Linked DNA regions of Homo sapiens: region 1 is linked to region 2. Evidence: read pairs that join two places in POLR2A ChIA-PET (ENCODE). Cell type or tissue: A673. All regions are shown on one strand. Each heading gives the region's core, and the rest is flanking DNA. Links, peaks and the distances in the headings are about the cores only. Region 1 overlaps TRDN (triadin). Region 2 overlaps LOC105377981 (a long non-coding RNA gene).

Region 1 (10,793 bases), core at 3,680-6,179, 260 kb after region 2:
GGGTAATTATCATACTGAAATGAAGCAATGCCCATGAAATATGCTTTCCTGGAGTTATAAGTACAAGAGGCTTAGCCTAGAGCTTTCAAGTATGTAGCAACTTTTAGCTTAAATGTTAACCTTTCTCTATTTTGGTACTATCTATATCTAAAAATAATACTGGATTTTATAAGAATAGAAAACAATAACTTAGAATTTGATTTAGCAGCTCTTTGGACTGCAAGATAATTTGTCATTAGTTTCCACTATCTTATGCAAAAAATAAAGGATGTATATATTTTGAGGGGTCAAGGTTTTATAATGCTGGGTCAAATTTTAGCTGCTGAATTAATAAACATGAATTTAACTCCTGATCTGTGGAAAAGCCATTCAACTTTTCTATATTTAGTTTTCTTACCTAAGAAAATAAGAACGGTCGGCCAGGCACGGTGGCTCACACCTGTAATCCTAGCACTTTGGGAGGCCGAGGCAGGTGAATCACGAGGTCAGCAGTTCGAGACCAGCCTGACCAACATGGTGAAACCCTGACTTTACTGAAAATAGAAAAAAATTAGCTGGGCGCAGTGGCGGACGCCTGTAATCCCGGCTACTCAGGAGGCTGAGGCAGGAGAATTGCCTGAACTCCGGAGGCGGAGGTTGCAGTGAGCCAAGATCGTGCCACTGCACGCCAGCCTGGGCGACGGAGTGAGACACCATTTCAAAAAGAAATAAAAGAAAATAAGAACAGTCTAAGTTCCTTGTAATATTGATGAAGTAGCAAGAGACAGCTTTAAAGCTGTTTTCATTTCTTTGGAAGATTAATAAAATAAATTTGATTCATAATTTGAATCCTGAAAAAATGTTTATCTCAAACATGCTCTTAAGTAGAATTCCAATATTTTCATTTTTTGTTGTTTGTTTCTCCTCCTATTCTTTTAACAAAATCCATGCAAATTAATTAAAAATTTGCAAATTTGTCTAAATTAGTTAATTTTACAAAATTCCCAATTGCAATGTGGGTTACCATATATTCTACTAAAAATCTAGTTCTAAAATTTAGAGTTAATACACTTTCTGAATAACACATAATCAGTGATCAAAGAGAAAAAGAGATTTTGCGTCATCTTAAAAGTGAAATAGATCCCTGAGCTTAATGTTCCATTTCAAAGCAGTCAATTGGATTTTTTTTCATTTTTATAGTTAGATATTCTGTGCCATTTCTTACTGTTTCATAGAGACAATTTTTCCAGCAGTTTGTTGGGTCTGGAGTTATAAAGTTGAATAAGTGACAATCAATCAGTGATCTCAGAGAATTTATAGGGTAGTAGGAAGGGAAGTTGTACGAGTAAATAATTATATGATTTCACATTGAAATGGAAATCTGTACTGTGGAGGTCAGTGGGCTGGGTATTGTCAATAACCAGGATAAAGTCTGTGTGGTAGGAGCCCACTACCTGCTTTACCATCTGCTGCTACTCATTCTCCTGCCCCTGTCAGTTCCTCTCTCTAATGGCCAGCCACTTCACTGCAGATGGGGGGAGTCTTTCTTATTTATTTTGTTGTTACTATAAGTAAGAGACTTACATGTTATTCAGGTATTTGAATAACATTGTTTATTGTCTCTTTTGAAGTAATAATTGATCTCTACCAACTTATTCTAAAATTAAAACATAATAAATACACTGTTTTTTTTTTCAGAGATGGGAGAATGCTCAAAAACATGTAAGATGTGGGTAGGTTTCTCAGCAATACTATTATTCTTTACCTGCTGTCCATTAGCCAAAGACCAATTCTGGCTGCTGACAGTGTAGCAGTCCATTTGCCACTAAAGTTATGTGAAACCTATTTTTGAAAATGTAATGGATTTGCACTTTACATTAAATGAAGTCAAAATATAAACAGTGTCCTAGAAATGAAAAGTTAATCGTATTAAACTAATATTTAAATCTCTGTGCAAAAATTGGCTCTTTAACAAAATGTTTGCAGACTAATGATATCTTTTCAGTTTTGTAAATCAGGTTGTTCCATATCTGTGGAATCAGAAGACATTGAAACATTTGGCTCATCTGATTCATGACAATTTGTTTATATAAATACCGCATGTTTCAGGGATCTACAAATACTAACTTCTCTGATAATTTCCTGAAAAAACACCCCCAAGTGAATTATGCTGACATTTTAATCTAGGTCCATCCTGTCTCTGATTTAAAAGTCCAAAATACTATTTATCAATTTCAGAATTACTATAATCTTTAGTTGAATATTGTTATGGTCATCTGTTTTTTATTTAAGTCATTGTACTTTATTTCCAAAAACACAGCTATAAACAAAACTATGACAAGATAAAATCATTTGATATGATGAAATTTTCATTAGAATATGTGTAGTGGAGGCAGTACAGATGAAATACTGTAGTAGGTGTTGGAAACGGTGGGCTCATTATCCTGTCTTTTTTATTTTTGTATAGGTTTAGAATTTTCCCTAACAAAAATGTAGTTTCTTTTGTAGTTGGCAGAAATCAAAAGGAGACAGAAAAATTATTTATAATGAAAATTTGTCTGTCTGGATTAATGTGTTTTCAGTAGTACAATATTTGGTGCAGCCTTCTTGTGTTGTACATGTATGGACTCAGGGTCGATTCCTCCCCTAATGTCATGCAATTTTGAAAATGGAAATGCTGTGCAAGAGCAGATGTCAAATCTGATCTTCTTTGCATGTGTCCTCAATAGTTTCAAGGATGATATTTTTGTTGGTTGGATGCAAGCTGGCAGACTTACTGAAAAGGCATTTGGTTTTAAACTGTTAATTTCTATTGAGATGTAGATCATGTAGTAGTTTGTGAACTAATATTTTAGACGGGTGAAAACGCAATTGAGGTTCGTGCAACTGCAATTGCATTTGCACCAACCTCATAAATGAACTTTAAAGCTTAAAATCAGAGAAGGAATAGATGGAGTTATGAGGGACAAACATGATACTGCTATGATCCCGAGATTTTCCTCCATTGAAATCTTTCTTTTGCAGGTAGACATTGTAGAATGACCTCTTTAAAATACACTTTTACCTGGAAACAGTATCTTCAATGCATCAGTGTGCATTTGTGGACTGTTTTCTTTGGCATGTGTTGGACGCGGGACAATGAGGGGCAGGGAAGGCTTAGGGAGGGAACTAAGTCTTAGTAGAAAGAAGAGCCCATAGATAAGGAACCCTAAAACATGCCCAATCTATGTGCACACAGCCCAACCCAGGACAGGCTAAGGTTATTAAAGAGGTAAACCCCATTGAGAGATGACCAGCCTGTTGGGACACTCAAATGGGAAAACTCAGCACTCAGGGGCATGTTTCTGAACCTGACCGCTGAGGGAGAAAGCAGCTGACAGAGAAACCAAACAGTCTGTGGGAGAAGTGATAAGGCCCTAGGAAAAGCACTACATAATTTGCAGGTGTGTGTGACCTCCGTGCTCTAATAGAATCTTAGGTGTGATGAGGTTGTTTAGGATCAGTGATTTAAGAGGATATAAAGAAAAAGGAGAAGATAAGAGGAAAATTGGCTGCAAATTTTTGCAAATATTTCTACAAATTCTAAGGTACTTTACATACTGATATTTTAAAATCTTTTTCTTTAAAATTTAATTACAAATTGCAGTATAATTTTCTAATATTTTGAGATCTCCAAGAAGTAAAACATCTGAGCAGAATGGTGCTCATTTGTTGAAATTTTTGGGCATATTATTTTCTTCTTTTCTTCCATTTGTTTTAGTCAACAATTATTTAATACTTGTCTACTAAATGTCAGTTATATATAATTACTAATTGAGACCATTTAGTCTAGGTTTGACAAAGATGGTACTAGCATGCATGCAGTTTTCCTCCAGAAAAAAAATTAATTATGTAAATATCAAGGGTAGACTGAATTCAGTTTTGGCAAAAGATATTTTCTCTGAATAAATAGCTATAGTAATTAGAATTATTTATGAATCAAGTAATATTTATTTTATGTAACAACAAATAAAATTAGCATTTTTATAATCATGTTTATATATAAATGAATAATTATCTTACCAACAAGAGGTAAAGCATGAATTAGAAATCAAATCAACATTAAACAAGTTATAATCAACATTTGACAATAATTAAATGAAAGATTGAATATATATGTGAATCAACTACTACATATCCACCTAACTTCGTGTCCACACATAATTATTGCTAAACATGTGATGGATGAATGAATGAAAGTGAATATCTAAAACAAATGACCCAATCTTACTTTCCATTATTAAATAATAATTCAATAATTGAAAACAGTAAAGACAATCAGAAACCATACTAAGTCAAATGTGAAGTGAGCCGTTATTTTTTGAAATTTTTATTTACCCATTATTTCCCATTCTGATTAAGTATATTTAAATGTTTATCATATAAGTTTTTTTTTAATAAATCCTTTTTCTTTAAAGGAAAAATTCTGAACAAAGGAGAAAAACATAGCAAAAAAAACTTAGAACAAGAGGGAAGAAAGATTCATAATGAAGCTTGCTCATTCTCTCGGATATATTTTGCCCAGGGCCACACTAATAGTGATTGGTGCCACTGCAGTTTAGGGAAGGGCATTTTAGAGTCAAAGGCTTGAACTTGGGATTGGTTGTTTCAGGCTTTATTCTCACATTAGTCACTAAGGGACCTTCAGTAAGTCATCTTATTTGGTTCTACATGTGCCATCGATTTCAAAGGGCTGATAATACAGACATAATTTAAATAGAATTCTGAGATTTTCAAATTCAGATGCTCAACAAATGCAAAGTGATATTCCATGGCCAGTTAACAGTGAGGCAAAACAGTGTTTGGAATCTTTATCTTATGATTTAAATTGCTTCAGTCATGTTTTTCTTTCAGTAAGCTCCATTCTCAGCAATTCCTCTAATAAGTTTATGTCTTAACAAAAATTCTTCGTGTCAAAAGCAACACTTTTTATGCTCGTTTGTGTTTGTGCTCCCCTGTCCCTTTTTTATTTATATATTTTTCCAAAATCATACTTCATGGTAATTTATGTTTTTTTCATTCCAAGAGCCGGGAAAAGCTTCTGAAACCAAACAAGGGACTGTAAAAATTGCAGCACAAGGTAAGCAATAAAACACTTTAAAAAGCATTGCCTTTTTTTAAACATCTATAGCACTTTATTGACAAAAGCAAAAGCTGTTTATTGCAGAATAGCACCATCTGCTGGGATATTGCAAAAAAAATATTGTTGAATGAAAATACACAGTTCAAGTATTTATTTAGTAATTGGAGCAAGCATGACTGAGAGTAATGCCAAATTTGCAGAGGAACTGCTGAAGGACCCAAGAACTAGTCTTGGCTCCAAGTTTCAGTATTTGAGCTTTATGTATATTTTTAAAAATAATCCATTGATGTGCATAAAGAAATACAAATACAGATATAAAATAATGTACACTTTTCTATAATTTTCAGTATACCTTGTAATTTATGTTACATGAGAAGATCAGAATGTTATTAAAGCAATATTACTTCATAAACATCAAAACTGTAAAAATGGGGTTCCAGATATGGCTACAAAATAATTATCCTATTTTTATGAGCCATCTAAGAAAATTAATTTCACCATTTACAAATATCTTCAGGATAACTAAAGTGGTTTCGTCTCACACCATGAGGATTAATTTGATGAAAGCATGAGGGAAGGGTTCAAGTGTTCTGCCTTTGTTATGTGGCAAAACTTTATGGAACACACTTAGAAAATAAAAGATACAATGTTTACTGGAGAAGATCTTTATCATCTCTTCTATGCTAGATTATATAATATCAAGCAATAAAGGAGATGCACATAGGTGGTGGTACAATTTTCAGGGGTAGAAGGCTCTCATAGCAGACTTCTTAGCACATCACATGATGTATGACCGAATGTATTACATCTGAGCAAAATTTTTCTCTTGTATTTAATCTTGGACCCAGCAACATGCAGAATCACCCCCGAAAATATTGGTAACATGGGTTTGTTAAATGCCATTTGACTCGAGGATGTTGTCTGTGAGCAAAATAAGCTAGAATGATTAAAAGCTATGATACCAGTTTTTAGTTTTCACATTGAAAAACTTGTTTTTCTTTAGGAAAGTTCTGATAGGGAATATAGTAAATATTATGAACGATAGAAAGGCAGGACAAATATTATTACCTTTGGTTTTTTAATACATGAAAATGCAGGTCAGGGTGAGTTCCTCAAGCCAATGACTACCAGTTTAAGAAATCATTGCTATTAGTGTATATATGTTTTCATAGAAAACCACAATCACCTTAGGCTCATTCTGTTTGACTGAGACTTCTGAGGACCATAGTGTAGATGTGGAACTACGACTTGAGGCAAGAATTTTGTGTTAGTTACTTCAGCCTCATGTTAGAGGCATTCATGAGGAGGAAAATGAAGAGATATCTGAAAATTTGATTCATATTTGAGCTTGAGGCCATGGGCTCTTTAAACTACATTTAACCATTCAAGATTTAAACTACATTGGACAAGTCAACCTTAGAGCTTATCATTTTGGAATAAAATATTTATTTTTGAGGAAATAGTAACCAAGAGTTTCAAAGTCTTGTTAGAATTATCCTTGGAAGGAAATTGGATGAAAAGATTGATGAAGCACAGTGAACAAGGCAAGAGTGAGGTATTCTGTGTATGCGTTTACTAAAATAAAAATGACACACCAATGCAGGGACACATCAAAGCAGAACTGCATATCATTCGCGTCTTTGCAAATCCTCCATAGATCTTTCTTAGATATGTTTATTTTAATGCCATAGGCATATAATTAAATTATGCATATAAATAATTAATATTTGCAAGTACTTCACGTGGAGACAAAACTTAAAATTGGCAATAATCCTATAGTAGACTGATTTTTTGAAGTATAAAGTGACAAAATTGATCATGATCTTTGTGGCATGGTAAAAGGCTAGATTAGATCTGTTCATTTATTTATTTTTAACTTTTACAACAAAGGACATATTAAAAATCTGGCTTTCCATACATATGTATGTATATATGTTCATATTTATTTATAACTATTATTAAGATTTAGCATATATTCTTTGGAATTTTAAAATAATTTAAGGAAATTATTTTAACAAAGTTTTGAGACACTGAGGAGGCAACAAAATAAATATCTCACTACTACAGGAAATTCCAATTTGGAGATCTAAGAAATTTAGGTAGATATAAGGAATGGCTTTTGTTTCTATTAAGACATGAGACAATAACCTCAACTAGGATGGTGGCAATGACATAAGAAAAAAAGCACAAATGTCATTAACATTTTGAAGAACTAATATCTGATAGAGTATATCAAAAGAAACAAAGGAAAGAATAAAAATGATACTGAGCTTTGGAAACTGGGTAATTAGGAGATGGTAATTGTTAAAAATATTAAGTTTCAGGGGAAGAAACTAGCTGAAGGGAAAAAACTAGCTGAAGGGAAAAGATGATTCATTCTTCAGTGGATGAATGTTGAGCAAAAGTAAAATAATTGGACAATAATTTTTTTGGAGCCAATTAGAATTTAGATGGGGGATCAATCTAGTTCACAGGTATTACATAAAAAATTGTTGGAAGAAATTGATATAGACCCAAATTGGAAAGGAAGGAGAGAGATGGGGAATTATTTTTTTAATCAGTTAGGTGCAATGATGAGGTAGACACCTAGTGATATTAAAATGCCAAAGAGAGAACACATGCCGTAATGGAACTCGGCTTAAAAGATGGGGTATGTGCACTCTGTGTTAGTGTATTTCCACTGGCTTTTTTCTTCTGGATTCCTGAAGCAAACATTAAGAATCTCCTGGATACTATAGGAAGAACACAGAAAGAGAACAACATCAACAAAACTAGAATGTTAGCCATTCCAGTCTTTTTACAATGTGAAAACCAAAAACCCAGTTATTGAGAACCATGTCTACTCAGTAAATTCAGGAGTCATCCAATCCCATAACAGAGTTAAGTAGATTAGAACCAGGCAAGCTGAATTTGAGGACCAGAAGTAGGACACGTGGAACACAAGCTACAAAACCGTTCTAGAAACAATTGAATCCCGAGACCCTGGCTTTGATTAGCTTGTGGGCCTGGAATCCAGCTTGGTAGATAACATGGCTTTCCAGTTGGCAATAAATAAAAGCCATGCACCTTCAAGGGATCCAGGGCAACAACAGAAACCAGAATCAGTTATGATGGAATAGGTCAAATTCCTTCATTCAACTATCTCCATTGTCGCTGAAAACTGGAAACTGAAACTATCAAATATATAAGAATGGGAAAAAAGAAGATACATGTGCATACATGCATGCTTGCATCTCTATATGCATATGTACAGATTGTTTTTCATGTATTATTTTAGAAATCCAAAAATTTGTTGTAATTTAACAAGATTTTACTAATCTTGAAGGAATTTAAGTTTCAGAGGCTTTCTTGTCTGTAGAATTTGTAAGAAACTACAGTTTTGCTAAATGTATTCACATTCTGAGCCCTCTTTTTGGCGTTGGTCAAGGCCTTTGTCAGGTTGCCCTTTAGATGTGTGTTTATGGTTAAATTGATGAAGTTTAGCGTTCAGAGCAATTCATTGACCAGAGCTCCTTCGAGGGGGTAATTTTATGTTGTTTCATTTTGTCTTTCTTTAGAGAGTTCCCCATACCCATCCATCCAAATCATGATTGGATGATTTTGAAAATTGTAAAATTTTTTGAAGGAAATTCTTATTTTCAATGTAAAGAATCAACAACAAAGTCTGTTGAGTCAAACTCAGAGACTTACTAAAATTAAACCTCATGGCTTTGAAATTCATCAGGCCATGTCCATATCATTTAATTCATTTTCGGTGTTATCTTTGTTTTTATCCTTATTATATCATTGGAATAAACAATTTCTTAACTTAAAAACATTGTAAATATAAATCTGCTATACATTTTGTGTATTATTAGTTAAAACCACATCAAAAAGAAACAAATGTCCCAAAGTAGAATTAACTTATTTGTAAATTCACTTTTCTACTACAAAAGTAATAGCACGTCAATAACATTTAGAAAATAGAGAAAAATAACCTGTGGTAAATTAAAATACATTTTCTTCCTGTCTTTTATTCCTGATTTTTAGAGCCAATTCTGCTGCTTATACTCTGCAAATTATTTTAATGTTTCAGAGGCTTCATTTTCTGCTCTGGGCTGCCTTTTATAACAAGGTCAGGATGAAGACCCAATAAGAGGATGTACCTGAAAGAGCTTTGGCAATTGTAGCACAGAGCAAATGTCCATAGCAGTTGTTTCTAAGTGTTTTCTAAGTGTTGTTTCTAAGTGATCCCCAACATTCTATCCCGCTGAGGTGAGATTACCATACTGGAATATGCACAATCTCAAATTCAACTAATGTGGCCTAAGATACCCCTGAATGATTTTGGCTCCTGGATAAACATTACACAGAACCAGGGGTCATATTGCTTGGAGCAATTCTAAGCCTGTTGAGCACCTCTCCCAAATATTTCTGGTAATACCCATAAGCAACAACGTGGATCCAGATTTAGATTCATGGTCCAGAATTGGATAAATATCAGCACAGAGGAAGCCAGAATTCAAAGGTGATTAAAGTGTTCTGTACCTTTTTCTCTATGTAAAAGAAGGCATAAGTTTGCTAAAAGGAGGGTAGGATATTTATTTTCCCTTCCTGAAATTGGGCATTTTATACATGGTTATTATAAGTGCAAATGTAGACTGCAGACTAGTATATAATTCCTCAGTAGCTAAGCATAGATAATTTTTGGAATATCACTTCCACTTTTTTTGATTAATCCAGTCACAGCCTATATTTTACGACCTTCTAGAAGAGATTGTGGTTTCCTCAGATATAAAATTTAAAATCTAAAATGAATTTACACTAAGCATATACATATAAATTTGACTTCTTGTCTACGTAACTCCATATATTTTTTTCTTCTTTTGCTAATGCTTATTTCTGAGTTTACAAATATCTTTATATGAAGTAATATTTTCTGCTTACACTCCTATCATAGATTTGGATGAATTGATTAGTGTATAGGTGACCACTGAATTTATGAATATGTGGAATACATTCTCATATTCTGGGGAGTATTCTGAGGAATGGTCATTTCATATGCCTTAACGCTATTTTCATTACTTCAGCAGCAGCTAAGAAGGATGAAAAGAAGGAAGGTATGTTTTATGCAAAATCCCACTGAGCCTTTTGTGAGTACAATTTACCAATATCCTGAGTTGGGTTTTGACTGCTATTCTGTCTATATTCCCCTTGGATAACTGGATCTATTATGTGCATACATTTTGCATGAATGTGCTTTTTCTACTTCACCTCACACAGAAGGGTGAGCTACTTTTTGAAAGTAATTTTAATCTAGTCTTTCTCAAGATATAAGGAATAAAACATAGCTTCTCAAAATCCTAGGGCTCCTACTCTGTTGACAGTTTTATCAAATTTCAGAACTATGTAAAATACAGACTCATTCTCATCGGCATTCAAATCAAAGTCTTCTAAGCCTTTGGGGTATATAAAACAGTAGTCAAGTTTCAATTTCACAGCTTTAAGCTTTTTATCTGTTTTTTTTTTTCTCCCATTGCTCTGCCTCTCGGATTTTTTTGTTCTATTTTTTCTGGCTTATATACCGCTTTTCATTTTTTCTCCTTTTGAAACATTGTCCATAATCAATATGCAATATTGGAGGAGCTTGGGATGAGCTGTGCTTTTGTAGATTCAAGAGATCCAGTGTCCATGACCAGCTAAAAAACATATA
Region 2 (10,793 bases), core at 3,255-5,754:
AAATAAGTACATCGGAAGCCTTTGAAATACTCTGAGCAGGAAATATATGTAATCAAATTTCTGTTTCTAAAAGATCACAGCAGCCGGGCACGGTGGCTCATGCCTGTAATCCTAGCACTTTGGGAAGCTGAGGTGAGTGGACTGCCTGAGCTCAGGAGTTCCAGAAAAGCCTGGGCAACATGGTGAAACCCTATCACTACTAAAATACAAAAAATTAGCTGGGTGTGGCAGCATGCACCTATAGTCCCAGCCACCTGGGAGGCTAAGGCAGGAGAATTGCTTGAACCTGGGAGGCAGAGGTTGCAGTGAGCTGAGATTGTGACACTGCACTCCAGCCTGGGTGACAGAGCAAGACACTGTCTCTATAAAAAACAAACAAACAAACAAAAATCACAAGCAGCTATGTAGAGAAATGACTGTAAGGGGGACAAAAATGAAAGAGAGCAATCACTTAAGAGGTTTTTTGGGCAATACTAGGGAGAGAAAGATCATGACTCATACTAGGATATTAATAGTGGAGGTGGTGAGAAGTAGAATTCTGGATACAGATCCAGGTTATTGGCAAGACCATATTAATATGGGAGGGGGGCAGGGAAGTGCTGGGTAGAGAAGGGTGGGATCCATGGTGAGGGCTCCACCCTCGGGCCTGTGGCCACAGACCTAAGTGAGAATGGGCACTCCTGTTTTCACACCTAAATGGTGCATTTTTCCAAGACCACTCTGGCTTGCCACACCCCTCATCTTGTGCCCATAAAAACCTGTGACCTAGCAGGCGCAGACACAAGCAGATGGATGTTGAGAGGAACAGACCAGCAGACACTGGCAGAACATCAATGACAGAATGATGTGGATGCCAAGGTGAGTTTGACCAGGAATGGGTGGAGGAGAGTCCAGCCTCTGGGTGGCCAGACTCCAGAACAAGACCACTTTCCCACTTCATCTCCCTTCTTGTTCCCCATCCATCTCACTGGGAGCCACCTCCACCACTCAATAAAACCTTGCACTCATCCTCCAAGCCCACGTGTGATCTGATTTTTCCAGTACGCTGGACAAGAACTTGGGATACAGAAAGCCCTCTGCCCTTGTAATAGGAAGAGCGTCCAATTGAGCTAACACGAGCCATCTGCAGACAGCCAAGCTGAAAGAGCACACTGTAACACATGCCCACTTGGGCTTCGGGAGTTGTAAACACTCAGCCCTAGACACCTAAAAGCTGTCCCCATGACCTCTGCACCCACCCATCTGCATGCTTCCCCTAGGGGTTTGAGCAGCGGGCAGCCACACCTCTGTTGCACACCATGTGAGGGGGATAAGGGAACTCTCCCATTTCAATATTATATGATGATGGCTTAGATATAAGAAGTGAGAGAAGGAGAGGAATCAAAGGTGACTGCTAAGTTTTTAGTCAGAATAACTTGGTAATTGGCATGACATTTATTAAGTGGAAACAATTGAAGGAAGAATGGGGTTGGTGGTAAGAATGAAAAATTTGTTTTACATAATTGAAGTGTGAGCTGTTTTTTGGACATCCAAATGGAGATGTTAAGTGGTGGGAGAGTAGGAACAGAAGAGATTGATGTTGAAGCTATCAGAAAATAGATGATATTTAAAGCCTTGAAGTTGGATGAGATCACTTAGGGAATAAGGAAAAAGGCTCAATGATTCAGTGCTAGGTGCTTCCAAAATTATGATTCAGAAAGAGGAGATAGAACAGGAGAGCAAGACCAAGGAGTGGCTTGGAAGGTAGGAGTAAATCGAAGATAAATGGTTGTCAGGAACCCAAGTAAAGAAAAAGTTTCAAGAAAGGAAGTGATCCCCTGTCTCTTCTTGATCTTGCTACTGAGGGTCAAGGAAGATGAAGATTGAGAATTCTTCATTGGTATGTGGCATGATGGAAATTATGAATACTCTTCACAGGTACCATTTCTATGGTGTGTTTGAGACAAAGTCTTATTGGAATCAGTTAAAAAGAGAATGAGAGGAAAATATGTCAGAATATTCAGCTCTTAGGAATTCTACCAGCTGGGCTGTGAACACCTCTTATCTTTATTTCCTGTTCATATTAGATCATATGTTCACAGTTTCAAAACAGCTTAACTCTATTGCTATATTACTTTTTCACTTGAATACCCAACAGCCCCCCAAATCTTGACCAATATAACTACCACCTTTTCATTTCTATAATTGAGCAGTTGAGCACTGCTGAAGGAAATCACAGACTTACTGTGCCTTGAAAAATTCTTATCATCAATACCATCTGTCATTCTCCCTGCATTTTCCTTGTTATTTGTCTCTCCTATTCCACATATACATAATTTACTTGTTCTACATATATTCTTCCTATTATAATCCTCTCATGGGAAGAAGTGTCCCTTCTTATAATTTATCTATCTCAGTCTTATACAATCATTCCTCCTACTTCCTCAGCAATCTTGCTCATTAATTATCTCTTGTTTTTCTTGTAGTTTCATGACCACCCTCCTTATTGGCTCTTTCCCGTCTTCATTTATGCATTCTCCATTACTTTCAATCATAACCTCAATATTTCCTCACCTCTCTGCTCCAATCTTTCATTATTCTCCCACCAGTGGCTACATTTCTTTAAAATGTATCTCCAATCATTATGACCATATCTCGCCTTCCATTTCCTGTTTAGATTTCTGCAATCTGAAACCCACCTTCACCACCACTGCAATAAAAGCTTCTTGTGATTGTAATCAGAAACTTCACTAAATCTCATGGGCATGTTGGAAACCTAATCTAATTTGATTTTTTTCCCCTAGTACTTGACACTGTTGAATTGTTATTCTTACTGAAATGTTCTCTTTTGTTTGTTCTGGTTGCTTTCACACTTAGTTTTTCTCCTATCTTTCTGGCTGCTCTAAGTAAATGTGATAGCTGGTTTCTTTTTATGTGTTACAAATTGGTGTTTCACAGGGTTTCAGCTGAGGTTTTATTTTCTTCTCCCTTTGTGTTCTATTACTGCCTGACCTCATTCACTCCCATGACTTGTCATCTATATCCTGATGATGCACAAATGTATCCTCCTAGGCATGTATTTCCAACAGCCTCCTGGATATTTCCACCTAGCTGCTCCTCTAATAACTTAAGCTCAATAAGAACATCATCTCGTCCACTGAAACCTGAAATCTCCTCCAAAATCATCTATGTCATTGACTGGAGACACCATGCATCTAAATGCCTAATAAGGAAAATTAGATAAAAAAATACACCCTTTATTTATGCCCCCAACTAATTAGCCAAGTCTTGTTGAGTCTATATCATGTCTCAGTCTTTTTATTTATCCAATTCCATTCTTCCCCTGTGGATCTACTCAAGTTTAAGAACACCATCACCTCTCTCTCCTGGATTTCTTTAGCAGCTCTCTAATTCAGTTCCCTGGTTTTAGTCTCAACTTATTTATTTATCTATAATACAAATATGTTAGTGTTACTTTCATTTCACACTTTTCAAAGTCTCTCCTTTTTTTTTCTTTTTTTGAGATGAAGTCTCACTCTTGTTACCCAGGCTGGAGTGCAATGGTGCGATCTTGGCTTACTGCAATCTCTGCCTCCCAGGTTCAAGTGATTCTCCAGCCTCAGCCTCCTGAATGACTGGGATTACAGGCGCCTGCCACCATGCCCAGCTAATTTTTGTATTTTTAGTACAGATGAGGTTTCACCATGTTGGCAAGGCTGGTCTTGAACTCCTGACCTCAGGTGATCCGCCTGCCTCGGCCTCCCAAAGTGCTGGGATTACAGGTGTGAGCCACTGCACCTGGCCTAGTTTTTTTTTTTTTTGGTAGAGTTTAAACCTCTTTGGGTTTTGATTTTTTGAACACCTTTATCCATTCATCTCCCATTCTTCTAGAAACTAGCTATATCCTATTATCCTTGAGCTCTCTGCTCAAATATCACTACTTCCTGGGTATTTCTTCCCTCTCAAATTCTGACTTATTTCCTTTATAGCACTTATATTGAAATGCATATATCTTATACGAATAGTTTCTGTAGTCTGTACATACAAATTAACTTCATATTGACAGTAATGCACATTTTCTGTTTTTGCCCACATCTTGTACCCACGAAACTCTATTGCCCATTCTCCCATGAATATTTCTGAAAATCTTTGAAACAAGTCAGTGCATCAGTCAGCAAATATTTTTTTGAGGACCTATTATGATGCCAGGCAATACTTTAGATTCTAGGAATAGGGAGATGAAAACGTTGGAAGGCCTACAGGATTATAAGACATTCAGTAAACACACAAACACATACATAATTTGAGACTGCAGGTAAATGCTAAAAACAGTCAAACAAGAAACTCTGGCAGATTAACTAAGTTGAGGGGCTGAAGGGGAGAAAGGGGCAAGAAGAGGTCACTGTTTTGGCAATTGTGAATTGACCTGAATGGTGAGAAGACAGCCATGCAATCATCTGCAGGTAGATAATTTCAAGCCAAAGGAACATACTAATGTCTTGACTTGAGATCAAGCTTGGCACAGGCAGAAACGAGGGTCTTGTCATAGCAGCATTAGTTGTAGAGATAAAAAGGAGATCAGAGAGGTATTCAGGGCCATGTCGTGCAAGGCCTTATAGGCATAGCAGGAGATTGGATATTATTCTGGTTGTAGTGGGAAGTCATGGAGAGTTTGAACAGGACAGTGATCTAGTTTGATCACTGGTTCATTTGTTTTGGTGAGATGAGGGGACTCACGTGTTCTCACAAACAAACATCTCCCATATAGTCAATGCATGGGTGATGCACAGGGTCTTTCAGAACCTTAAAAATGAAATAGCTAAAACACAAAGCTTGCAATTTCTGGTTGCCTTTCAAAAATGGACTCTGCTGCATCATTATGTTAATAGACTCCCTGTCTTCTAGGGGCAAACAAGGGTAGTGGCATTGGAAACCTCACTTTGTTTCCCCAGTGTTAGTCTGGTTCTCCTTACTTGTCCATAATCTTTTTAGAGCTACGGTTGTAACTTGTTCACTATTACATCCCCAGGTGCACAGTACCTGAGTAGGACTCAATTACTGTTTGTTGAAGGAAGGAAAATTTATGGAGGTAGAATGGAGAATTTTAATGTTCTCTCTACACAATTATTAACTCTTCATAGGGTCAATTTATATTCCCCAGTGTCCATCATTCATTTCCCTGAAAGAGTGGTGCACAGCTCACTGCAATATTCTGACATTTGGGACAAATAATCAGATCTTCTTGGAACATTTGAGCTTTCATTCCTCTAACCCTGACTGACTAGACGAAAACTCTGTATTGCTTATGTTTACTCAGATCCTTATGCAGAAAACATACAAACAACAACAAACCCTTTATTAAAGTAAACTTGAAGAAGTTCACTTGGATTGAAAAGGCATGTATTTTTTCATTTACATTTGGAAATTCAAATGACAGGATCTAGAGTTCTAGGATAGAGTGGTGATTGACAGTAATGAGCAACAATTCAGAAAAGAGAAACATATTGCAAGAGTCACAAAACCTCTAATGCCCCAAACATTTTCCCTTTTTTAAAAATTGGTCCTTTTTGCATTATCTTTTTTTTTTTTTTTTTTTGTCAGAAGAGTTGTAGCTGCCATTCTAAGTTCAGTTTCTTTTGCATTCATGCTCACTAAAAAACAAAACTGCAAAATACAAGAGCTCTACATTTATGTTCAGATGAAAGGCTGAAATCCCAAACACAGAGAATATTGACAGCTCTGACAGATCCATCTCTGACATTAACAGTCAAAGATGGTTGCATGGAAACACTAACAGTCAAAAATAACTCCTTTTGTTATAAAAAATAATGAGAAGGAGATGAATTGAAAGGCTTTGAGACTCGACTGAGTATCACAAAGATTATTCTAAAGTTTTGGGCCTGACATTTTGTCTACTACTAGTTTTCATTCTAAAATTTTCAAAATGAGCCTCAGAGAAATTTACTTCACAGGTTGCTAATTGAAGCTTAGAAGGGAAAACTGTAACTTTCTCACAATGGCACTTTAAAACATTTAGTTCTAAGTTTTCCTACTGTGATCGATACTCTGGGTCTTACCTTAACTCATTCACCATCTTCCTCAGGGCACTAGAGTTGTATTTCCACTTTTTGGTTTCACTTTCTCAGTTCTGTTACAATCGTTGTCTACAGAGCTTTCCTGAAACAGAATTCTCATTTTTAAAAAGTGATATTTTATGCCACAGTTTGACAAAAAGACAGAAATTAAGAAGGGGAAAAACTTAAAGACAGTTTTTAAGATTCAGGAAATACACTAAGAGTTATATAGTTCTGTGAAACCATCAAGGTAGCTATTTAGGAAAGATTTTAAAAAGCGGTTGTTTAATGGGATTTTTCACCTTCTAGTGAGATATATCGGCAGCCTATAGCAAGCCCTGTTTCTGAAAAGTTCGACTTGTTTGAAGAAAATGGACATTTTCATAGTTTAAGAAGGACTGAAATTCAGCTGAACTCATTTCGTATATCTATAAATAACTGTTTATTGAAATTTACCTTCTCACAAATTCTATTTCGTTTCTACACACAAAACTCTGCCTGAAAAGCGCCTCTCATTAATATGTATTGGAATTATTTAGTTCCCTAATTTTCCCCCCTGTTTCTTTCTGTGTTCTCCAAGCATACTGTTTCACCTTGGGGAAATTAAGAGCCATTCATTTTTGAGCCACCTTTGAAATTTAAGCTGCTTTTTGCATTTTTATCAAACTGATTCTCTGACTTTTTTTTCTGGCCTAAACTGAGCTTATTTTAACAGAAGACAAGAGATTAATGATGTTGTTTGATTAATAACTTGGTATATCCGAAGGTAGGTTAAACTGAGGCTACGTACTCTCTTCCCAGGCCCTCATCCTTATTAAAAAAGCCATCAAATTTTTCATAGTTTTCTATGCTGCTTTTAAAATACACCAATACACTGTGGTATAGTTTTCAAATTAATAGCTATACATTTGTACTTTTTGTTCACCTATATTTTTCAAATATTACCTTTTCTGAACAACTCTTACAGGGGTCCTAGGGCAGCAGGACTTGGAGAACTCTAAGAGATGCTCTTGGCTGCTTGCCATATCTCACACCATGGGAATCAGACTTACTCAAGACAAGAGAGGCTTCATAAAGATTTCCTTCAATTTTTTCTCACCTCCCAACACAATAATCTATTGCAAATATTAGTATATGATTTGGACAGAATGAGAGAAATATTAAAGGAGACTACTGGCTGTTACGACCTGACTGCATTGGGTACTCTTGCAAATGGGTAGGTGGATTGTCGTGCGTAAGAGCATGGTCTCTGGATTCAATGGCTTGGGTCTGCACTGAGGCTTTGCCATGGACCAGCTGGGTGACCTTGAGACACTAACTGCTTTCCTTTGTGCCACAGGTTCTTTATTAGCAAAATGGGGAATAATGAACCCTACCTCATAGGGTTCTCACAAAGATTAAATCAATTAATACATGTAAATCACTTAAAACATGCCTGGTCTATATTAATCCTGTCTTCATATTTGTGCTTTGTTACTGATCCTTTTGAATTTTGTTTATTGTAATATTTTAAAATATTCCATTAAAATATTATTTTGTCTGATTACTGAGTTTTTTGTCTCTCCCTTACATTTTACACCAGAGGTAAGTGTCTTGCTCCTTTCATACTAATCCTTGCCCTATTTCCTATATTATTACAATTACTGGCTTTCTTGATGTTCCTGGTCAAATTTGAAAACAAAAAAGTGTTTTTTTTTTGTTCTGATCATTTCAACTGTAAAATAGATAGGGCATGTAGAAAATAGATTTTAATAAAGGTATACATCTTGAAGTTTTAATACAAAGCAAGTAAATGCACGTGTAACCACCACCTAGATCAAGAAAGAAACATTGCCAGCATCTCATGCACCCTCCCAATAAAGATCCATTTCTCCTTCTGAAAGGTTGACTTGTATCCTAACATTTCTGGTAATTGTTCCCACGACTTATTTGATTGCTGTCTATCTAAGTATGTGTTCTCAAATATTATCTTACCTGGTCTATTTAAAAAAATGATACAAATAGAGAGATGCACATACAATATGTATTCTTTTATGTCTCTTTATTTTATTTAAAATTAGGTTGTGAGATTTACATAAGTTGTTATAGCTGTAGTTCATTTAATTTCCTTGCTGAATAGTAATTCAGTGTATCAATACACCACAACTTATTCATTCTACCATTGATTAATTTTGAATTTGTTTTCAATGTTTGGCTATTATTAGCAATACTACTAGGACCACTCTTGAATAAGTCTCTCGGGCACGTGTGGTATATGTGCTTGCATTTATATTAGGTACGTGCTTGAGAGTGGAATTAGTATTAGTGCTGGTTTTCTGAAAATGTTTTATCAGCTTTTACCTGTTAAACTAATTTTTTAAATTTAATAGTGTATCAGGAAATTACTTTGTATTTTCTATATACATAATCATGTCAACTGTATTTGTGACATTTGGATTTCTTCCTTTCAAATCTTTCGACATATTATTATTTCCTTATTACAATAAGACCATCATCTTCACGACATGTTGGTTAGAAAAGTCTGTTATGTTCCCAGGTTCACAAGGAAAGCTTTTGACATTTAATAATCAGATGAGTTCTTTGCTATAACATTGGTGTAAGGGCCATTTGTCAGATTAAGAAAGGTCCTTAATGTTTTTAAACATGCATACATACATCAAATAATATTTTCTTATATCAAAAAATTTTTGTACATTTGTTGAGATGGTCATATGAGTTTTCTCCCTTATTTGGTTAATATGATAAATTATATTAATGATTTTCTAATGTTAAGCCAAACATATGCCTGGGGTAAACCCAAATTAGACATGGATGCAGCATCTTATTATATATTCTGGGGTAGTTTTCTATTTTTTTTTTTTTTGCTTAGGACTTCTGCATCTATACGTATAAAGAGGCTGGCTGACTTGCAATTTTTTTCTTGTGATTATTATTTCTAGTTTTTTATTGAGGTTATTATGAACTGTTAAAACATATTTTAGAGTAATGATTTGTTATCTAGTCTCTAGAAGATTTTGTGTTAAAACTTGCATTCATTTTTTCTTAAATATTTAGTAGGATTTACAAGTGAAGGTATCTGGGTCTGGAGTTTTTTCTTTGAGAAAATTTAAAATTATGGATTTAAATTTATTTTTTCCAGATATCTATAGTTTCTAGATCTTCTTTTGTTAGCTTTTATAATTTATATTTTTCTAAAGTTTTGTGTACTAGTTTGTTCTTGCATTGTTATAAGAAGTACCTGAGACTGGGTAATTTATAAAGAAAAGAGGTTTAATTGGCTCATGATCCTGTAGGCTATACAAATGTGGTACTAGTGTCTGCTTGGTTTCTGGGGAGACCTCGGGAGGCTTTTACTCATGGCAGAAGGTGAAGTGGAAGCAGGCACATCACAAGGTGAAAGCAGGAGCAAGAGAGAAAAAGTTGGGGGTGGGGTTTGCCACACAATTTTAAATGACCAGATCTCATGAGAACTCACTCAGTATCATGAACACAGCACCAAGGGGATGGTACTCAGCCATTCAAGGGAAATCCACCCCTATGATCTCATCACCTCCCACCAGGCCCCACTTCCAATACTGGGGATAACAATTCAACATGAGACTTGGTGTGGTCATATACGTAAACTGTATTGATTTCTAGTTATCTTTTGCTGTTGCTAACTTAACTGTTTAGTGACCAGATAATATATTCTGTATTGTTTTAGTACTCTGAAATATTTTGAGATTTGTTTTATATATAGTTTCGCATATAATCAATTTTTAATATTATGTCTCATTTTAAAAAGAATGTTTCTTCTGTAGCTTTGAGTAGACTGTAGGGTACATATCCAATTATGGTGTTTATGGTGTTCAAATATTTTATATTGCTGTATCTTTCTGATTCTATTTTGTCCTTTTATTTGATCAGCTAGTGAGAGATGTGTGGGTTTACCTATTTTTCCCATAAAGTTGTTTAGATTGTGGCTTTATATTCTTCAAACTATGTTATTAGGTGCATACAAATTTAATATTGTAGCTTCCGGGTTCATTTTAACTTTTTTCCACTATGAAGTGCCCTTTTTTATTTTTAGCCATGCTTTCTGCCTCAGAGCTGTCTTTGATATTAACATAGTCACATCTGCCTTATTTGGTTAATAGTACAAAGTATAACTTCTTCATCTGTTAACTTTTCATATTTCTGTATCATATTTCAGATGAGGGCTTTATAAAGAGTATATAGTTGAGTTTTGTATTTTTAATTCTGTTTTTATCTTTGAAACAGAGTATTTAGTTATTTTTATGTTTAATGTAATTTAATTTAATGTAATTACCAATATCTTTTAGCTTCGCCATCTTACTCAGCCATTTCTATTTGTCCTTCCTGTTTTGGGTTTTCTCTCCCATCTGGCCTTCTTTTAGATTGAGTTTTTAAATATTTCTTTTCATCTCCTATTAGCTTGGATGATATGCAGTCTTAAGATTCTTGTACTGTTCGCCAGAGAAAACTTCATTCTTCACTTACCAAAGTCTCATACTAATTGTTATTTTCACCCTGATCCTGAACAACTCAAGGAACTTGGAACACTTTAACTATGTCATTGTTTTATGTAATTTAATTATGTTCTATATTTTGAAGGCCACAAGGCATCACTGTTACTGTTTTATATGATCAGTATCACTGAGATATTCTCAAATGTTTACCTTTTTTGTTGCTTCTTAATTCTTTTTCAAAGTGTTCTCTTTATATGCAATTAAACAGTGA

Evidence for each region. Peaks named below come from ENCODE experiments on the same cell type or tissue, not always from the same donor. Only the 100,000 strongest peaks of a DNase experiment are listed, where the experiment ranks them.
Region 1: POLR2A ChIA-PET joins it to region 2 with 9 read pairs; 2 of 35 experiments call an interaction of 5 or more read pairs at or near these places.

Annotation. Positions count from the first base shown.
Region 1 is chr6:123,387,929-123,398,721 of GRCh38, reverse strand. It overlaps TRDN (triadin), which reads left to right. Exons shown (of 41, transcript NM_006073.4): 13 at 5,045-5,098; 14 at 10,171-10,200. Among named protein-coding and RNA genes, the nearest start is that of TRDN-AS1, 46 kb to the left of the region's middle. In A673, for the core only: a CTCF peak has its summit at 5,175 (motif pointing left); a DNase peak (open chromatin) is centred at 5,181; H3K27ac peaks cover 572 bases.
Region 2 is chr6:123,651,022-123,661,814 of GRCh38, reverse strand. It overlaps LOC105377981 (a long non-coding RNA gene), which reads right to left. Exons shown (of 3, transcript XR_942943.3): 2 at 6,057-6,156. Among named protein-coding and RNA genes, the nearest start is that of TRDN, 19 kb to the right of the region's middle. In A673, for the core only: no CTCF peak of the experiment used is centred there; no DNase peak of the experiment used is centred there; H3K4me3 peaks cover 58 bases.